Linked DNA regions of Homo sapiens: region 1 is linked to region 2. A link is a contact called in ENCODE POLR2A ChIA-PET data. All regions are on one chromosome and are shown on one strand. Each heading gives the region's core, a stretch centred on a gene start or an enhancer-like site at or near the end of the contact. The rest is flanking DNA. Distances are from core to core; before and after follow the strand shown.

Region 1 (4,573 bases), core at 1-2,500, 6.1 Mb before region 2:
TCCTTCTTGTTCCACACATGCCTGTCCTGTTTCCTGAGAAACAATGATCCCCGTGTCACATGCATATGTGTGATATCCTCATAGGACTGTGTCTTAAACTCTGGGTGGCATGCTTGCTGTGTTAATCCTATTTTGGTTTTTAAAAAAGCCACTCAAGAAAAAGTCTAAACTGGATACAGTCAAAATAGAAGCAATGGTTTTGTTATGGCCACAAGTAACATGAAGAGAGAAAATGTTTAAAATGACTGGAAAAATTGGAGCAATGTGTCAGTGGAGATTTCATCCTTTTGATGTCATTATTCCAGCCTAACTAGGCCTGACTGAAATGTCTGCCACTTGCCCTGTGGTCATATTCTGTGAGCCCCTGGTGATTTCATGATGGGATTTCTAGTTGATCTAAGGCTAGAAGAAATAGAAATGTATTACAATGCCTTCGATGACAAAAATAATGATTTTTACCTATGACCTATATTTAACAAAATGATAATACGTAGCATTGAATGAAAGATAGTCGGCTGGGCGCAATGGCTCACGCCTGTAATCCCAGCACTTTGGGAGGCTGAGGCGGGCAGATCACGAGGTCAGGAGATCAAGACATCCTGGCTAACATGGTGAAACCCCGTCTCTACTAAAAATACAAAAAATTAGCTGGGCGTGGTGGCGAGCGCCTGTAGTCCCAGCTACTCCAGAGGCTGAGGCAGGAGAATGGCATGAACCTGGGAGGCAGAGCTTGCTCAGTAAACTGGGGTTGCTAGTAACATTATGATTCTAAATAGCACTTGGGTTTAACAAAGCAGTAGTCCTCAAACAGCCTCCTCCCTTGTGCTAGTGCCATTTTTCCTTTGCTTCTCAACAGCACTCCAATTATCACAGCACAGCTAGACAAGGATGACGACGCGGATTATGCTCGCCTCGTGAAAGGGAGAATTGAGAAAACCCTCTTGGGAGAGGTAAGAAGAAATCCCTATTGATAACAAGAAAACTAGCTCAGCAATGTTGCAAGGAAGTGTAAAAATCAGCTGCCATCTATTGACCAGCCTGTGGCGTCCACACTACTCAAGCTCTTCAAAAAAGCAAGCAGTCGTGTGCTCTTAGGAAAGGGGAAAGCGGCTGATTAACAGTCTGATCTTTTGACACTCCAGATTTCCGAGTATATTGAAGAAGTGTTTCTTCCTGATGACTGCTTTATTCTCGTCAAGCTCTCCCTGGAACGGATTAGGCTTCTGAGACTGGAAGTGAGTCACATAATTAAATGTAGAGAGGAAGTCATCCTGTTAGTCCCAAGATAGGTACTGATAAACTAGGGCAAGAGCTAAGCAAGACAGAGGAAGCATTGCAGAACCTTCTGTGTGGTTTCTGGTTTTTGTGATTCTGTTGTCCCCTCACATTTTCTTTCTAAACCTGACCTTGATACAAATATACCCATCTAAAGACACACAGAAAATTAGTTGAAATTTTGTGCAGACCGCAATACCAGTTCACTGTGACACGGTATTATGATAAGTGGTCTTGTTGTCCCTCTTCCCAGTGTCTGGAAGGACCCTAGGGCTGGCTGTGTCTTACTCATCTGTGGATCCCCAGCGCCCAGCATGGCAGCTAGCCTAGGAAGTTCAGTAAATGTGTTTAGATGGGGAGATTAACCTGGCTTCTTAAACTGGCATGCATGGGTAATAGGCAACAGTTGAAAGATGATCAGCCTTTCTCACAAACAGACCAACTTGGGGTACAAACTGAGTAACTTCCCGACACCCTCTTCTTTCTCTCGGGTAGTTAAAGCTGTACTAGCCCTTAAAACACATTCTGTCAGCTCGTTCTCTCACGCATCAAGTTCATATGTTACCCATATAACAGTTGACTCAAATGCAGCAACCTGCTCTCCAGTTTGGGGATTTCTCTAGCCTGTCTCTTGCTGCCTGCCTTGTGGCTCCTTTGCAGAAGAGATGAGTTGTATCCAGGAACGTAGCACATGAACCATTGTGAAAGTGTCAGGTAAAGGGGAGGCCCCACGGAAGCTTTTAATTAGCCTGGCCTCCAACCTCCAGCCTCCCTAGAGCTTCCCACAGAGGCTGCGTGTGTTGCCATGAACTGAGCATGAATTTTCAAGGGCAAATATTTTGTCGTGGGTGAAAAAAACTACTCTTTTTATGAATAAAGCATAGATATATATACACATATAGTACATAAAACATATGTAGCATATTTATGGTATTAATTTCATGGTGCGGGTGGGGGGTGCTTAGAACAAACCTGACTAAAAGGACTTCTTAGAGGGGCAACAATGAAATAAACGAAGAACAACACTGGAATCAGTAACACCTACACCTGGCCATGTTGCAGGTGAACGCTGAGACAGTGAGATATTCCATCTGCACATCCAAGCTCCGTGTGAAGCCCGGTGATGTGGCTGTTCATGGTGAGGCTGTGGTGTGTGTCACCCCCAGAGAGAACAGCAAGAGCTCCATGTACTACGTGCTGCAGTTCCTGAAAGAGGATCTCCCCAAGGTGAAACAGAAGTCGCTTCTCATGGAGACCCAGCATCTCCCTGTGGTGTGACACCCAGGGCTGGGACCTAAGGGCTTTGTCACTTAGTCCGATTTCTTAATTTCTTCTTGGCCTTATCCCCAAGGAGTTAGTCTGTTAGATTCCTCTCTGTTCTATCAAAAAACTGATGTTAGGATGAGGTGCAGTCCCCTGAACAACTTCTGTTCTCCCTTATCCCTAAAACTAGCTCTAGTGTGTTAACAGATGACCACTGCTGAAAGCTGGGGTGATCAAGGTGATCAGCCCAGGGCATGGCTCACCCCGTCCTCACAGCTTTCTCTGTCTCTGAATCCAGGTGGTGGTGCAGGGCATTCCAGAGGTGTCCAGAGCTGTCATCCACATTGACGAGCAGAGTGGAAAGGAGAAGTACAAGCTTCTGGTGGAAGGTGATAACCTGCGGGCAGTCATGGCCACACACGGTGTGAAGGGCACCCGAACCACCTCCAATAACACCTATGAGGTACCACTCAGCCCACGGGGTCGCCTTAGGGTTAGGCTGTCTTCCTTGTGCCATCTGCAGGCCTTCCACTGATTCCCAGTATACTTCTTTTTTTTTTTTTTTTTTTTTTTTTTTTGAGATGGAGTCTTGCTCTGTTGCCCAGGCTGGAGTGCAGTGGCGTGATCTCTGCTCACTGCAAGCTCTGCCTCCCGGGTTCACGCCATTCTCCTGCCTCAGCCTCCCGAGTAGCTGGGACTACAGGCACCCACCACCACGCCCGGCTAATTTTTTTTTTTTTTTTTTTTTGTATTTTTAGTAGAAATGGGGTTTCACCATGTTAGCCAGGATGGTCTCGATCTCCTGACCTCATGATCCGCCCGCCTCGGCCTCCCAAAGTGCTGGGATTACAGGCATGAGCCACTGTGCCCGGCCTCCCAGCATACTTCTCTGACCATCCCATTTGCCGTGGGTCTGCAACTGAAAATTGCCCAGCAATCCATTTCTGGAAAACGGCACAGGGTTTGCTTTGAAACTGCAGGGCAGAGGAGAAAGTGGAGAGAATTTGCAGTGGCCTCCCGGAAGGGGCTGCTTCTGCTCATTACTGGCTCTCTGTAGGTGGAGAAAACTCTGGGCATCGAGGCCGCCCGGACAACGATCATCAATGAAATCCAGTACACCATGGTGAACCACGGCATGAGCATCGACAGGAGGCACGTGATGCTGCTCTCCGACCTCATGACCTACAAGGTATGTGGGCAGGAGGCCCCCGGGCTGCCTGGGCATCCCGAAACTCACTTTCAGGAGAATAAGCCTGTGGAGTTTCTAAGACATGTAGAATACGCTGCTGTGAGGACCATCATAGAGAGAAAATAAGATGTGAACATTGCTCAAAAACCAAAGTATGCTGGTCAGGCTGAGTGTCCTGGTGAAATCCCAGTATGAGAGTTACAGCCTCATGGCAAACTCATACCCAGTCGGTGGAGTGAAGAGAGCTGGAGCTTGGTTCCGTCCTCATCCTGAATGTCATCCTAAAGCAAAATTAGCCACTGCCAAAGCCCAGAGAGTCCCATGGCAAGTTGAGGTGTTTCTTTCTTATTAAACCCATCCATCACTCTTCTGTAGCCATTCCCAGGAAAAAATAAGTTAACATGATCTGAAGTTGGGGGCGGGAGGCTGAGGTGGGTTGGTTGGTTTGATTTTTTTTTTCTCTCTTTTCCAAAAAAAACGTATTTCCCTCTAGCTGTGCCTTAGGGCAGCAGGTTTTCATAAGGCTTCCCCAAACAAGTCGATAGAGTATTACAGACTATTTAGAAACCAGGTGAGGGAAATGGCCCATTTCCTACCACCCTGAGGCTGTCGGTTCGATGTCTTCTGTGAAGTCCTATTCTTTATGCATCTTTTGCTTTAGTCGCAGGAAACTGTGTGCATGCAGTTTTTGTTGTGACTTTTTGTTTAACATCACAAATGTTTTCCATCTTGTTTCATGGTTTTAATAAATATACTTTTTAAATTATGGCACAATATTCCTTTGAGTAGAATTACCTAAATTTAATTAATTCTCTTCATACTTGAGGTTTTTACATTCTTTTATTT
Region 2 (4,629 bases), core at 1,803-4,302:
ATATATGGGGTCAAATAAAACCCATCTGATGAGAGTTTATGGTTTGTAGGGTATGATTCCTACACCCCTTAGATAGGAATTTGGGCAAGCTAAAAAAAATCGGAGCTTAATTCTCATAGGTATTGAAGGCGATATAGGGTTTTCTGGTCCAGTTATTTTGCCATGGGGTCCTCATTTCACTTGCTTTGAAATGTCTTGCATCTGGGTGCGGTGGCTTATGCCTGTAATCCCAGCACATTGGGACACCGAGGTGGGAGGATCGCTTGAGCCTAGGAGTTGGAGACCAGCCTGGGCAACATAGCAAGACCCCACCTGTGAAAAAAAGAAAAAGAGAAAAGAAAGTCTTGCACGCTATTGGCCGTTTTTTTTTTGTTTGTTTGTTTTGTTTGTTTGTTTGTTTTTTGAGACGGAGTTTCGCTGTTGTTGCCCAGGCCGGAGTGGTGCAATGGCGTAGTCTCGGCTAACTGCAACCTCCGCCTTCCGGGTTCAAGCCATTCTCCCGCCTCAGCCTCCCAAAGTTCTGGGATTACAGGCGTGAGACACCGCACCCAGCCCCCACCACAATGTCTGTTTTTTAGTAACTATATGTAGTTTAAGGGCTGGCTGCCATTTTTAACCTAGCTACCCAAATTTTAATAAAAAGTAACAAAGTGGATGACAGGGTTGATGCAAAACCGAAGAAATGAGTTAGCTTTCAGCAGCTCTCAAGAATGTATCTTGACCCTATACGAAGCTCTTAAATTTGTTTTACTTGTACACAATGAAAGATGATCTGCTTATAAAAAAATCATTTTGATTTTATACTCAAGCTTATACTGCAGTTATTCCATGGTCTGTATAATAAACTAATGCTGGTCTCTAAATTTTTTATACTGATTCAGGGCAATTTTTTTTCTTTCTTTTTACATTATCCATTGTTCTTGTTGACGTTGAGTCACTCCTCACAAGACCCTTAAGAGTTCTGATTCATTCACATCACCCAAAAGGGACTCAATCGTGTCTCGGGAAATATAAAATCCACCTCTGGTATATATGGGCTTATGGTTAACCACAATATTTAGTTAACCAAGGGACCCTCTTCCGTGAACACTCGGGTAAATGGGAGGTATTGTAATGGCCTTGGTTTAACTTTGCTGTCCTACCTTTAGGATTAGGCCAAAGTCAGTGCTGATAACAGTGTTTGAATGCTCCCTGGCCTTCACAGCTCTGGCCCCTTTGTGATATTGTGAAAATGTTACTCCTAAAATTTCTAGACATGATAATGAGTTTTGTTAGTGAAAGTGCCTGGTGACTGCAGCCATTGTCTGCTGCCCGAGAGGCACTTAGAACTTTCTTCGTGACACTGTCGTAGTACAGAATGCCACCCTGAATCGGGATGGGCTTTGTATTTTGTGTTTCAGTGATGTCCTGGTGGTAGAGACACTTGCTTTTGAGTTACTTTTCTGCCCATCCAGCTGCCCCTCCTTTTTCCCCACCTAAAAGCGAAAGCAAAGCCATGGCACCATGAGAGAATTGGAGAGCATGTAATCTGACCCCTTTGTAAGGAATGAAGACCTGGAGGTGCCCAGAGGTGACTCTCCCAAATCATAGACCATTTACTGGGGATGCCAGGACCAGAACCCAAGACTCCACAGTGCTCGCTTTTTCCATATCCCTCTGTCCACATGGACCTCTTAACTTTTAAAAACTTAGTGTAAGTTACATACGTGGACGATTAAGTAGACAACTTGATGAATTACCACAAAGTGAGCAGCCCCCGAGGTTGGGGAGCAGTGCAGTAGCATCCAGAGGCCCCTGTTCACCCATTCACTGCCCTGTCCCACTTGCCCCGAAGGAAACATTGTTAACCTTTGAACACCATAGATGTGAAGGCTGCAGTTTCGATCTTTTACAAATGGGATCATGGAGGGTATTGCTGTTAGGTGAGTCCTCTGGTGGAAAAAGGAGCGTGTTCATCAGCTAGGTGTAAGGCATGAGGGATGGTGCCTGGGATGTGGCAGGTGCTCCCTGAAGCTTAGATGCCCTGATAGCTGTCAGCTGTGTGGTGGCTAGCCTGCTGAATGTTGTCTACACCACGCTAAGACAGTTATGTTTTCTGGGGATGCTAGAAGGTGTTATATATATTCTTTCAATAACATGTGAATTTATAGCCTGGCCTGCTGAATATCAGTAGGAACTTCAGGTCTTGGCCTGTCAGGGATTTTGGATAAATCTCCTGTTTATTAATAGTAAATCAGTTTTATTCTGTGAAAATAAGAGTATAATTCCTGAAGAAAGAAGGGTTTGTTTTAACAAATCAGTGATTTGTCAAGTCCTTGAAGTACATTTGACAGGTTGTTTTGTTTCTTTTTTTTTTTTTTGGAGCAGAAAGTTTAATAGGCAGAAGAAAGGAGAAAGGAGAGCAGCTCTCTCTTGTGAGAGAGAGGCATCCGAAAGGGAGAAGCCTGACAGGTTGTTATTGAGATGGGAGTCTTGCTCTGTCCCCAGGCTGGTGTGCAGTGGCGCGATCTCGGCTCACTGCCACTTCCGCCTTCCGGGTTCAAGCGATTTTCCCACCTCTGCCTCCCGAGTAGCTAGGATTATAGGTGCCCACCACCATGCCTATAAAATCCACCTCTGGTATATATGGGCTTATGGTTAACCACAATATTTAGTTGACCAAAGGACCCTCTTCCCTGAACACTCGGGTAAATGGGAGGTAATTTTTTGTATTTTAGTAGAGATGGGGTTTCACCATGTTGGCCAGGCTGGTCTTGAACTCCTGACCTCAAGTAATCCGCCTGCCTCGGCCTCCCAAAGTGCTGGGATTACAGGTGTGAGCCACCGCACCCGGCCCTGACAGGTTGTTTTGAGAACAAACTATGAGAGTTGAAGTGTGTTGGATTGATTGGTGTGGCATTTTGTAGATGAGGGAAAGGAGAACTTGGTCTTCCATTTTCTTGGTGAGTGAGACCATGGGATGTCCAGGCAGCTGTGGGGAAGTGGAAGGGTAGGGCGGGGTGTTGCTGGCTGGGAACAGCACCTAATGAGGCATGCTTAGGAAGTTCTCAAGGCCAAGACCAAAGCCACTTAGACAGGTGTGCATGGCAGCTTTGGAGGCAGCTTCTAGCAGAGATTCTAGGTTACTGGCTACCAGGCTGTAAGCCTTGCTTTCTGGCTCCTTTTTGGTTCTGCCACCAGGAAGGAGGGTCTGGATATTCTTCAGATCAATGAAAGAGAGTACTAATTAGAATTACATTGCCCTGCTTGCCTTTTTTTTTTTTTTTTTTTTTTTTTGAGACAGGGTCTTACTCTGTTGCCCAGGCTGGAGTGCAGTGGCACCATCTCAGCTCACTGCAACCTCCACCTCCCGGGTTTAAGTGATTCTCATACCTCAGCCTCCCAGGTAGCTGATAGCTGGGATTGCAGGCACCTGCCACCATGCCTGGCTAATTTTTGTATTTTTAGTAGAGAAAGGGTTTTGCCATGTTAGCCAGGCTGGTCTCAAACTCCTGACCTCAAGTGATCTGTCTGCCTCGGCCTCCCAAAGTGTTGGGATTACAGGCGTGAGTCGCCGCACCTGGCTTTTTTTTTTTTTTTTTTAAGGGCTTTAAAACAATGATGATAAATACAGTGATTGGGATGAAGATTTTGGCTGTTGCAAAAGTACTAATTGCTTTATTTTTTATTACATGAAGTTCCAAAAAAATAACTTTGTGGCATTTGTAATTTTGTATGTTGGGACAAGATGATAATGTGGAGTGGAAGTTTCACATTATCTCATTGCTGACAGTAGCCGTACGACCTTGGGCAAGTTGCTTAAACTCTCCCGTATTTCATCATTTGTAAAGTGGCATTACTCATCTATTTCACTGGGTTGCTGTTTAGCTTTAATAAATTAGGTTAATACAGAAAAGGGCTTAGTTAGTATTCTTTGTTGCTGTACCACTAATAAAAGTAATGTATTGTCAATATCTTTGTCCCCAACAGCACAGCGGCCTATTTTCTGCCCTTGATTTTGTGATTTCCTTTGGCGTCTTTAATTTCAAAGGACGTTGTGACTTTAACAAAATTAAATTGACTTATTAAAAACATACATGCTGGGTATAATTAGTGAGTCAGGAAAACAAGCCAGGGTAGGTAGACAGCAGTTAGGAGGGAGTTGGCAGGCAGTTCATAGTCTAGGTAGCCAAACTAGGTTTAGCTGCCAGGGGATCTTGACATCAGAGCAGCCCAGCAGATCAGAGCTGGTTCCTGGTAACCCGAATGCTTGGGTCTAGATCTGTTGTCACTAATCCTGGACCTGAGGTTGTCTGTTCCAGCCCCCTAGTTCGGTTTCCCCATTCGTAAATGGAGGCGAGCTGTTTAGAGTAGATAATAGATGGACGTGGGAAGCCAGGTCAGTCAGTAGAATGGAGTATAGAGTACAAGGTTTGTCCCTGCCACTGCTGTCCCCAGGCCCTCCCCAAACAGCCTGGTAGCAGCTCCCTTAGAAGCTTGCAGAGGTACATCCCATGTGTGAGTTCCTTCTGCCTTTTTTCTTTTTAACACAAATAGTAGTATATTCTACTGACTGTTTTGCTTGTTGCTCCTTAAATTGTGAAACATTTGAAAAGTGGAAAAGTGATTATCATAAACATGTGTACGCAA

What was found. ChIA-PET counts read pairs that join two places held with the same protein, here RNA polymerase II (POLR2A).
Region 1: POLR2A ChIA-PET joins it to region 2 with 20 read pairs in A673. The contact joins two enhancer-like sites. POLR2A ChIA-PET finds 5 or more read pairs at or near these places in 2 of 52 experiments (A673 and Caco-2).

Annotation. Positions count from the first base shown.
Region 1 is chr10:77,980,582-77,985,154 of GRCh38, reverse strand. It overlaps POLR3A (RNA polymerase III subunit A), which reads left to right. Exons shown (of 31, transcript NM_007055.4): 25 at 857-950; 26 at 1,143-1,235; 27 at 2,338-2,502; 28 at 2,837-3,001; 29 at 3,596-3,727. Among named protein-coding and RNA genes, the nearest start is that of POLR3A, 47 kb to the left of the region's middle. RefSeq lists an enhancer at 1-1,101. Within about 2 kb of position 1,250, at least 3 of the 41 ENCODE cell types and tissues checked have a DNase peak (open chromatin) inside an H3K27ac peak, as active enhancers do.
Region 2 is chr10:71,845,379-71,850,007 of GRCh38, reverse strand. The region is part of intron 1 of PSAP (prosaposin); the gene reads left to right. Among named protein-coding and RNA genes, the nearest start is that of PSAP, 3.6 kb to the left of the region's middle. RefSeq lists an enhancer at 1-498. Within about 2 kb of position 3,052, at least 3 of the 41 ENCODE cell types and tissues checked have a DNase peak (open chromatin) inside an H3K27ac peak, as active enhancers do.